Linked DNA regions of Homo sapiens: region 1 is linked to region 2. The links are chromatin loops, found by intact Hi-C in ENCODE. Cell type or tissue: testis. All regions are shown on one strand. Links, peaks and the distances in the headings refer to the core of each region. The heading gives the core; the rest is flanking DNA.

What was found. Peaks named below come from ENCODE experiments on the same cell type or tissue, not always from the same donor. Only the 100,000 strongest peaks of a DNase experiment are listed, where the experiment ranks them.
Region 1: a loop joins it to region 2, with 4 times the contacts of the local background. A loop is called at or near these places in 4 of 110 quality-filtered maps.

What each region holds. Positions count from the first base shown.
Region 1 is chr5:67,797,877-67,803,260 of GRCh38, forward strand. It overlaps LINC02997 (long intergenic non-protein coding RNA 2997), which reads left to right. Exons shown (of 3, transcript NR_130779.1): 3 at 1,834-3,182. Among named protein-coding and RNA genes, the nearest start is that of LINC02997, 7.4 kb to the left of the region's middle. In testis, for the core only: no CTCF peak of the experiment used is centred there; DNase peaks (open chromatin) are centred at 1,955 and 2,245; H3K27ac peaks cover 3,042 bases.
Region 2 is chr5:67,265,966-67,271,349 of GRCh38, forward strand. TILRLS (TCL1A interacting lncRNA, retroperitoneal liposarcoma associated) reads left to right here and starts at 2,057. Exons shown (of 3, transcript NR_186086.1): 1 at 2,057-2,208; 2 at 3,328-3,571; 3 at 4,105-4,217. In testis, for the core only: no CTCF peak of the experiment used is centred there; DNase peaks (open chromatin) are centred at 2,426 and 2,706; H3K27ac peaks cover 3,272 bases.

The DNA of each region.
Region 1 (5,384 bases), core at 52-5,051, 530 kb after region 2:
AAATTTTTGAGCAAAAGCAACTGTTTAGGAGTTTAACCATTACTTAAAAAAAGATACATGAAAGTTATTATGTGTATGTTCCTGCATGGTACATAGGAAATTACTAATTGCTAGTTAGTTCAATTTACTTAATTAGGTATTTACTCATTGGCTATTATGTGCCCAGTTTCGGGCTATGTAATATTTTAAAAATTAGCATTATATATGTTGCCCTATCTACACTTTCTGGGGAGCAAAATTTTGAAAATCATTTGATGTGGAAACCCTTTAAAAAGAACTAGATTGCAGCATGTATTCGAATTCAAAATTGATTTTCATCAAGTACTAAAATGTGATACAAGCCAAACAATAGGAATTTTCAGGAATGAGAATGGTTGTGCTGTCAAAAAAGATAAACAATATGGATGACTTATGAATATTTATGTCCTATTAAATTTATTGAATTTTGGAAGGCAGAGATTGCTAAAGCGGAGATAGTTGACAGCAGAGAAGAGCTACCAGTGAATTCACGAATTACATTCTGGATTATTCTTTTTGAAAGAATATATATTTGGTGCATTTGTCATTAGTAAAGTTAATTAATCAGTTAATGTCTTGAAGTAGTAGTAGATTAATCCTTTCTTGATATGCATGATGTATTAGCCTGTTTTCACGTAGCTGATAGACATACAAGAGACTGGGAAACTTACTAAAGAAAGAGGTTTAATTGGACTTACAGTTCTACATGGCTGAGGAGGCCTCACAATCATAGCGGAAGGCAAGGAGGAGCAAGTCACATCTTACATGGATGGCAGCAGGCAAAGAGAGAGCTTGTGCAGGGGAACTCTCCTTTTTAAAACTATCAGATCTCATGAGACTTATTCACTATCACGAGAACAGCACGGGAAAAACTTGCCCCATGATTCAATTACTTCCCACTGGGTCCCTCCCACAACATGTGAAAATTCAAGATGAGATCTGGGTGGGGATACAGCCAACCCATATCACGTGTTATCCTAGTTGTTGCCATAGTCAGTAAGCAACTGTTCTCACTCAGGGCTGTTAATATATAAAAGGTGATATTAGATAGATAGTATTTTTCTACACTTGTTCTCTCTATACTTCTGGCAGAATTACCTTTGTGGGGTCCAGTGTAAAATGAATATAGGGTCATCTTGTTCAAAAATTATTATGAATTTGAAGAGCACTAAACCAAGTATGAGGTCCTTCTAAGCAAGGAACCTTTTGTAACTGCATAAATCTCACAAGTCCCGTGAATCTAGTTCTGTCAATGAGGATAGTCAAATTAGTATAAATGAAAGATGTTTATTTAAGGCAATCTTTAAATCCAGGCACAATCTACTAATGTGCTTATCATAGATGAGTAACCAGTTAATGATCATTAATCATGATAGATATAGACATTTGTATGCATACATTTGTAGAATATTTATCTAGCATTATATTTGCACAAACACATATATGATTAAAATATGTAAAACAGACTTCTGAAAATCTCTAGTATGGTAGCCTTTGCAAGATTAACTAGAAAAAGATGACTTGTCACAATCCACAGATCCTATTATACATCATCCAACAAATATTCTCTGAGTACCTAGTCCATACCAGATATTATTCATGGTGTAAAGATATAGCAGAGAACAAAATAAACAGAGTACTTGCTCCTAGAGGGTTTTCATACTATTACATTTCTGAAATTTTGACTGATTTGCCCAGGCTTTAGTTTGTATTTGTTTGTTTTTTGTTTTTTGTTTTTTTTTTTGGCTAAAACCCCTGTCTTCCTGACTTTATTAAGAACAGAAGCAAAACTTAGCTATTCTTGTCACTGTTTAGAACTGACTAGAACCAGAACTCTTCAGAAAAGAATGTGCTAAAGGTTTGTCCTTGAGAAGTTTCCAAGCCAAGACACTCCTAGGAGCACTTCCCATTGAGGCCGAAAGGCTCATCCACTTACAGCGATTCATGGGAAAAGAGGACAGCACCCTCATCTTTGGTCCAAGAACACAATCCTGAGTGACACAGGATTGCCCTGAAAGTCAACAGCATCCGTCTTACAAAAATCAACAACACTCGCTTTTCAAACTTCCAAAGAATTTACTGGTCTGGTTTGGCCTTTTGGTGCCACATTCCATTCCAGAACCCCAGCTAAAATGTTCTCAAGGGCTGACCAGAGATTCCTCCTCCTTTCTCTGGGCTGGTACAACTTGACCGCTGCTTGACATCAAGGTCAACTGGAGACTGGGAACAGTTATGTAACTGTGTTGTAAATTGAATTAGAGCTGTACATGAGCCCAGACCAAGTAACCAGTGCAGCTCCAGGCAAGAGCAGCAACATGTCCCCCAGAGACAGCATTGGAGGAACAGCTTACTGGGGAATGGAAAAAGGGTATCACAGGGTAAAAAAGAAACCGTCTCTTTCCAGTCCTTCTAAAGTCTGGGCAGTTGGCTGCCCCATCACATGTGGAATAAGAGGGGGGCATTAAGTGCAGAGGGAGCTGGTGTCAGTATGGCAGGCAAACACTGAGGAAAAATCAGCATACATAGTATACACAAAGAGAATGAGAAAAAAATATTTGTAACACCAGAACAGACACCACCCAGATGAAAGAAATAAGAAGGCTTACACGTGGAGAGGAAAAAAGCCTCTGGCAGTGGTCAGTGGACTGTAGAATGAGCAAGAAAGGCATGACCATCCTCCTACCAGTGACTGGTCATTCTGGAGAGGATACATGTGCACAGATCTGGAAAACCAGGGCTGAAAAGCCTTTTGACACCTTTGGTGACCTAGGACATGGTCCCCCAATGTAAGACATCATGCTAGATAGAGGGGAAAATAGTAAGTTTTCTTCAAAGGCAAATGAATACAACTTGAGATAACTTTTGAAAAGAAAAAAGGTACTGGGACCATGGCATGACTTTGATCTGTGCTAACATGACCGCCTGCAGAAGCAGATGAGGAGAGGCAGAATAATGTAAAGCTGAAAGCTTGGAGTCACCAAACCATAGATAGCTTCACCTCTTACCAAGTGCTTGATGTGTGGCTAGGTTCTTAAATCCCCTACAAGTTCCAGCTTCCTCATCTGTAAAAAACGAGCAAGTTAAGACTGGGTGAGTTAATAGATGTAAAAGTACTTAGTACAGTACTCTACAAATAGTAAGTGCCCAATAAATGTTAACTGTTATTATTATGTATTCTGTCCTTCACTATGTTAGGCCCTGGGATGTAGTGGTGACAGGCAAGGCTGCTGCTCTTGTGGTTCTTACATGAAACAAGGGAACAGGGAAATAAACAAAATAAATGCAGACTATGAAAAGTGCTAAAGAATAAATAAATAGAGTAATATAATAGAAGAAAATGCCTCTCTGAGGAGGTGACAGTTAAACTGAGACTTGAGCAATCATCAGGGGCACAGGGTTCCCAGAAGAGAAAAAAATAAGTGCAAACTCCCTGTAACACAAAAAAAAAAGAGCTTACTGTGTCCAAAAATTAAAACGAACCCTAAAGTGGTTTGAGAATAGTAACATGGGCTTTGGTTAGGCTGGAGCTAGGGCTCACCTAGTAGAGTATAGAAAGGCAACACCCCATCTCCTGCAAATCTATTTTCATCCATTAATTTACACGGCATCTGAAGAACATGCTGAATTAAAGCCTGTTAACCCTTGGGATACAGTCATCAAATGTATCAGATATATTGAGATAACCCCAACAGAGGGGATAAGTCTTTACAAAGTAAATCTATGCATTTCAGCATTTCTTACAATTGCCAAAATATGGAAGCAACCTAAGTGTCCCTCAGGAGACGAATGGATCAAGGCAATGTGGTATGTACACAGCGGAATACTGTATAGCCTTAAAACGAAGGAAATTCTGTAATTTGTAATAATATGCATGGAACTGGAAGATACTGTGCTAAATAAAGTAAGCCAAGCACAGAAAGACGAATATTGCATGATCTCATAGGTGGAATCTAAAAAAGTCAAATTCATCGAAGCAGAGAATAGAAAGGTCGTCACCAGATGCTACGAAGTGGGGGGAAAGGGAGGGAAAAGGAAAGATGTTTATCAAAGAGGACAGTTTCAGTTAAACTGGAGTAGTGATCTATTGCAACTGCATGGTGACCAGAGTTAATAATATGTTGTACATTTCAAAATTACTAAAAGAATAGATTTTTAACATTCTCACTACACACACAAAAAATGGTAAGTTGGCGAAGTGGTGATAAAGTGTTAACTAGTCTGATGGAATCTTGCCACAATGGATACATAGATCAAAACATTGCATTGTACCCCATAAACAGACACAACTAGTATTAGTCAATTAAAAATAAATTTAGAAAAAAAGACTGCACTAAAAGAATAAATAAATCTAAATCAGAAGCAAGCCTGAGAATTGTAGGTGAGTAAAGGGTCTAAATTAAATGTGGTGGAGGATATCATAGACATCCTGATTCTGGCATCCTACCATTGTGTTTGCTCACCTAGAAAAAAAAAATAAGCATATCTATTGAAGTATATCATAGTATTAAATACTATGGCACACTGGGAACAGGAATCCTTACTGGGATTCCTTCCTCAGTACCCAGCTAAGCTTAAAACTGGAGTGTCCCCTACTCACTTTATAAGGGCAGTGGCAAGATCTCTCATCCTGAGGCACAGCTATCATGCTCCAGTTCCATCATATTGGGCCCCATTAATTTGCAACTCTGTAAAAGTAGGCTGTCACAGTGAAAATATAGTTGTAAGAATAAAGTTTTAACTTCAGAGATTCCAATATATTGAACTAGCTGGCCAGCACTGGCAAGATGGAAAACCCTGGCTTAGGCACATATGTGTGTATGCTCATAGATTCCTAGAAATAGTTAAAGAGGGATCTGTAAGACTGGTCTTCTCACTGTGAAACAGGTGGGAGTCTAGAACCAATAGACACATTTGTGTATTAATGTTAAAAGGCGATGGGACAATTTAAAATATATCTGTATATTCATACTTGAACTAAGAATCATTAGATGAATAAAAACCATAGGCCATCCAATACCCCTTTGAAGTCAAAGTGATTTTCTAATCTCAATTTCAGTTTTTCTAATTGGACTTCCTAGAAAGTGATAATGAAAGAAGAAAGACTGACATTTAGAAAGTAGACCACAAGCACAGGATCTGAACTCTCAAAGTTCTGAGTTAGTTATACAGAGATGACCAGAATAGGTTGTATTAGACCATTTTCACACTGCTGATAAAGACATACCCGAGACTGAAAAGAAAAAGAAGTTTAATTGGACTTACAGTTCCACATGGTTGGGGAGGCCTCAGAATCAGGCGGGAGGCAAAAGGTACTTCTTACATGGTGGCAGCAAGAGAAAATGAGAAGGATGCAAAAGCTGAAACCC
Region 2 (5,384 bases), core at 329-5,328:
CCACCTCTCTGGTCACCTCAATGTCAATTTCAATCTTCTGTTCCTTCTGTTTGGCCTCCCATCCTCTGTGGGCATAAACCTCATGCCCTAATTAGACCAATCTGAAAATGCCTGGCAGGTTTCCATTTTCTGTGCGCTTTGCTTATCACCCCTCCTGCTGGTCCCCAGTTAGGAGAATAAATTTCCCTTCTCTCTGTCCTCTCTAAATTTGACTCATCTTTCAAGATCTTGCTCAAATACAGCCTTCTCAAAGATAGGGTTGCTAGATAAAGTACAGAACACTCAGTGACATGTGAATTTCAGATAAACAAATACTTTTTTTTTTTTTTACTATAGGTATTTCTTAAACATTGCATGGGACATGTACTAAGAAAGCATTTGTTGCTTATCTGAAATTGAAATTTAACTAGGCATCTTATATTGTAATTTGCTGTATCTGGCAACTCTTCTCCATGAAGTACTCTTTGACTACTCTGTCCTTCACAGAGCTTGGTTTTCGTCTCAGTGCAGGGCCTGCAGCACTTACAACCTTGAATCTTTTTACAAGAAAGTAGAGTGTAACTAGAAAATTAAAAATGAGCACTGGAGCCAGGTGCAGTGGCTCATGTCTATAATCCCAGCACTTTGGGAGGCTGAGGTGGGAGGATCTCTTGACTCCAGGAGTTTGAGACCAGCTTGGGCAACATAGGGAGAACCTGTCTCTACAAAAAATAAAAATTCAGCCAAGCATGGTATGTATGCCTGTGGTTTCAACTACTTGGGAGGTTGAGATGGGAAGATCACCTGAGCCCAGGAGGTTGAGGTTGCAGTGTGACATGATCACACCACTGCACTCCAGCCTGGGCGACAGAGTGCGATCCTGTCTCAAAATAAATAAATAAATAAATAAATAAATAAATAAATAAAGCACTGTTTTTATTCTTTAATTCAGATGTTACTGAAAATCTACTATGTTCCAGGAAGGGTGTAAGGCAGTATGGACACAAGGATAAAGCATGGTCTTTGTTCTCAAGAATCACCTAGTGCAGCAGGCCCCACCAGCACACAATTATGTAGTAGCATATTGGTAGCCACTGGTGTTCACTATGCTTGCATAAGCTTGAACTTGAAGGATGACTAGATGTGGGGGAGCCAGGACGAAGGTCATTTTGGGCTGAGAGAGAAATATGTGCAAAGGCCCGGATGAGGGAGAAATTATGGAATGACCAGGAATTTGAAAGAAATTCATTGTCACTTGAGGGGGAGTGTGAGTCGTATAAGATAACGCAGTGGTATGTCTGCAGGTATGCTTGTTAAACATTTACCAGCATATCCCTGAAGATGAGGTTTGGAAGGTGGACAAAAAACCAGATCATGAAGATGTTGCATGTCATGCTCAGGAGGCTGAGTTTTATCCTGAAAGCCATGGAGAGCTATTGGACCATTTAGGGTAGAGGCACGCTCAGATTTAGGTTTAGAAAGATAACTCAGAGAATGGACAAGATTGGCATCAGGGAGACAAACTGACAGGCAGCTGCGGTGGTCAGGCCAGAGCTATTGAGGGTGGTGGCATTGGGGTGGAGGCAAAACATTCAAGAGATGCTAAGGGTGTATCATCAACAGGGCCCAGTGGCCAAGTTGGATATGCATGGTGATAAAGGGGGAGACCTGGTCTTTTCTGGCTTGGGCAACTGTGGGGATAGCAGACACATGCCTCAAGTTAGAGGATATGGAAAGATAAGCAGGCTATGGGCATGAGGATTATGAGGAGCTCTGTCTAAACTTGTTTTATCTCATATTTGGCATTTACTATATTTTTTGTTGTATTTTGTTACTCATCCTTTTAGGTGGACTCTGATCCTTCTGAGGTCCTGGATCAGATTAACCAACGTGGGTATGCCCCGCACCTTTCACTCATTACCACCCCTCAAAAGGTCACTTTGCCAAACATGAGTACATGGCCCCCACGCTAAGCCTGTGAGCAGCTGCAAGCCATATCATCTGCACAGTTGAGCACGGCAGGAACTTTGAACCAGGACCCAATTTCACCCTGAGGATGTGCTTCTCCTCTGAGGGGAGCAAAGCCCCTGGCTTGACCTGGCTCCCTTCTGGGAGGGAGGACCACGTCTCAATTTGACAGCAGGAGGCTGTAGGTCAGTGGGGTGATGACCTGGCCCTGGGAGACCTGCTCTTTCTCTCAGCAGAACCCCATAAATCCTTCAAAAGGAAGTAAGTAATTCCCTCGGGATCAAGAGAGCCCTCCGCATTCTTGAAATAAATGAAGGCAAAATGTACAGGGATTTCTGAGAAAAGTAAATGTGGTGTGAGCATGATCCCTGGGTGTTACTATGCACAGAAAAGGCTTTTTTTTTTTTTTTTTCCCCTCTCCTGAATGGTGTTCTTTGCTCTCAAGTGAACTCATGCACTGGATTTGGTCCAAGTACATTTTGTTTCTTGATTTCCAGCCAGGCTTCTCTCAGTTGTGATGCATTCTCTTCTTTGCTTCCCTCCTTCCCCAGTCCTGTTCTCTCTTTTTATAATGCTTTCAACTTTTCCATGTGACTGAACCAACACAGAGGAAAACCCACCAGCTTAGGTAGGGCTTCCACAAGAGTGGGGCCAGAGGGACTTCTTTGTGAACGGCCAGCCCCTCACGCAGCCCCGGCCTGCACGGCGAGGTTTGTCTGAGGCAGCTGAAGCAGAAAGCATTTGAACTCTGCCCTCTACCAAATGATTTCCAGATGTGTAAACCCCAGCCTCCCGCTGCACTCTGACTGTAGCCCTGCCAACGTACATCTGCAGATTCCTAGTGCACAGGAAACTTGAAAGAGTATCTTTACAACATCTGCTGTCTTTTCCCAGCTCTCCCTCTCTGCCTTCTCGGACTTTGCCCCGTATTTTATATCCTCTCTTCAACAAATCCATTAGAGAACTGCTGCACAGCCCTTCTTGGCTCACAGATGCCAGCTGTCTGTTTCACCCCAGAGCCTGTTCTTGGCTCTCTCAAGCACCACTAGAATCATTGACCGAAGCACCACTAGAATCATTAAAGAAGCTTATTGGGCTCATGGAGGGGAAAAAAAGGACCAAGTTTTCTCCATTGGATTGGTGCCAGTCTACAAGCTGCAAAGGGAGATTTAGCCATAAGGAGGTCAGAGCAGAGCCCTAAAGATGGAAACACGAGTTTGCATGGAGAGTTTGCCTGCTATACCTGAGAGAAGGTGAGGTCTGCTTATAGGGGGAACTTTTTTCCATGGACATTCAGTTTCTTGGAACAAACAAGGCAGGCTTCTGTAAAATGGGAAGTATTGATGTACAGAATGAGTTCCTTGCCTTCCCCTTCCCTAGGGCATGCTACCCATCAAGCTAAGAGGCCAGAAGAAGATCTTTTTATAATGTAACTCAAAGGAGGGGAGAAAAGAGCCAGAGACCCTTTTAGCATAATGGAGCAGATGATTTTTACTAAGGCGTGCACTCTCACCAGGGAAATGGCTTGATTGCTGTGTAAATAGATGCTTGACCTTCATCCTGCCATTCATCCATATGGACCCTAAACGCTCTCCAGCTCTATCCTAGGGGACATGGAATGGAGGCAAGTGTCAAAATCTTGGCAAGGAAAAGAGGGTGCACTATAGAAGGGAGCAGAGAATTGAATGGGCCTATGAGCTCAGGAGCCTTGGGGAGGAACAGTTATAGGTGAGAGGCCCCCACCTACATGGGACCTATGCCCTAAGCATGCAGGCCTACCTGGGAGGCAGTGAGCTAGCTGGGTTAGGGAAAACTGTTCCTTATTGCCACCCATGGTGGGTCTAGTGTGGCTTAAGAGGTGATTTTCTGGTCCCTGGTAAGACCGTCTCACCCTCTTATCTGCAGGACATAATAGTAAGTGGGTGACATTTATATTTTCGGCTTCAATAGTCCCAAACACTTTAGACAGACTGAGGCTCTCAGATGAAGCCCTATGACTTGGCTGACTTGCTGCCACAGTAGCCTCCCTATTTACAAAAACAAAATCCACCAAAACACATTGGCCTTGTACTTCAAGCAGGAAATATAAGAAAAACAAGGGGAAGAGATAAAGCAGGTTTTGGAATTCCTTTCCTTCACCCATATCTTTCCTTACAGGTTTTCCAAAGACATTGGAACACCCCTGTAGCCATAGTAGCTCTTTTTTAAAGAGGAGAGGAATCTGTAGATTCTTTCACATGAGGGTGGGTGAGTAAAAGTTAAGCAAACAATTCCCTTGTGCATGATTATTTAGCTTATGGTGAACCTATGGTTAACTGTGGAGCTCTGATACTCTGGCAACCTCCTAAGGGTAGAATGCAAACTCCATTTCTAGGCAGCATTGCTGATGATAAAAATGACCCCGATTGGTAGATTGCATCTGGACTGGGAGGAACCATAAACAAATCATAATATCTGCCAGGGACGCGATGCTTTGTGCTTCCCTGAAAGTGGTTACGTTTTTAAGGTGCATCTTGGGGCAATAAAAGCAATGTCTAGGGAGTTGTCTCAGGAGATATTGGCTCCTTTGAAGAGTGAGCTTTTTAATCAGGTTAGCCCTCACATCTGCCCAATGTGGAACTCATCCCTCATACCTGAACTGCCTCTGGGTGGAAGAAAATGCTGGATGGCTGTGAGTTGAGAGGATTTGAAATGGAACACAAAGTGTATTTGATACTCCTAAGCCCAGGGTCAGACAGATTCTAAGCTAGTCCTGGGTGATGATCTCTACCTCCTAGTATTGTATAATCCTTCCCCTCGAGTAACTTGCTTCTAACAGATAGAATATGCAATATTGAAGGTGTTACTTCTGTTACTAGGTTACAAAAATTGTGATTTCTGTCTTGTTAGCAAATTCTTTCTCTTATTGGCTTTGATGAAGTAAGTTGATATGTTAGAGAGGCCTACATGGCAAAGAACTGAGGACACCGTATCGTTCACAGTTAGCAAGCAACCAGAGTCTTCATTCCAGAGCCTTTGAGGAACAAAATCCTGCCAAAAACCACATAAGTGAGTTTGGAAGCAAATCTTCCTTTAGTCAAACCTTCAGATGAGATCTCAGCCCTATCTGACACCTTGGTTGCAGTCTTGTGAGAGTCTAAAAGTAGAAGTCTAGCTAAGCTCTCCCTGCATTCTTGACTCTCAGGAACTGTGAGATAAAATATATATATATATTATATATATTATTTTAAGGTGATAAATTTTAGGGTAGTTTGTTACTAGGATGACCAACAGTGTTGGTTTGCCTAAGACTAACTCAAGACTGTCCCAGTTCTGGCACTGATAATCCTGAGTTCCAGTAAATCCCTCAGCCTTGGACAAACTGGAACAATTGTTACTCTATTTGTGATAGACAATTAGTACATATATGCATATGTTATTTCTCACTTAAGCAAGTG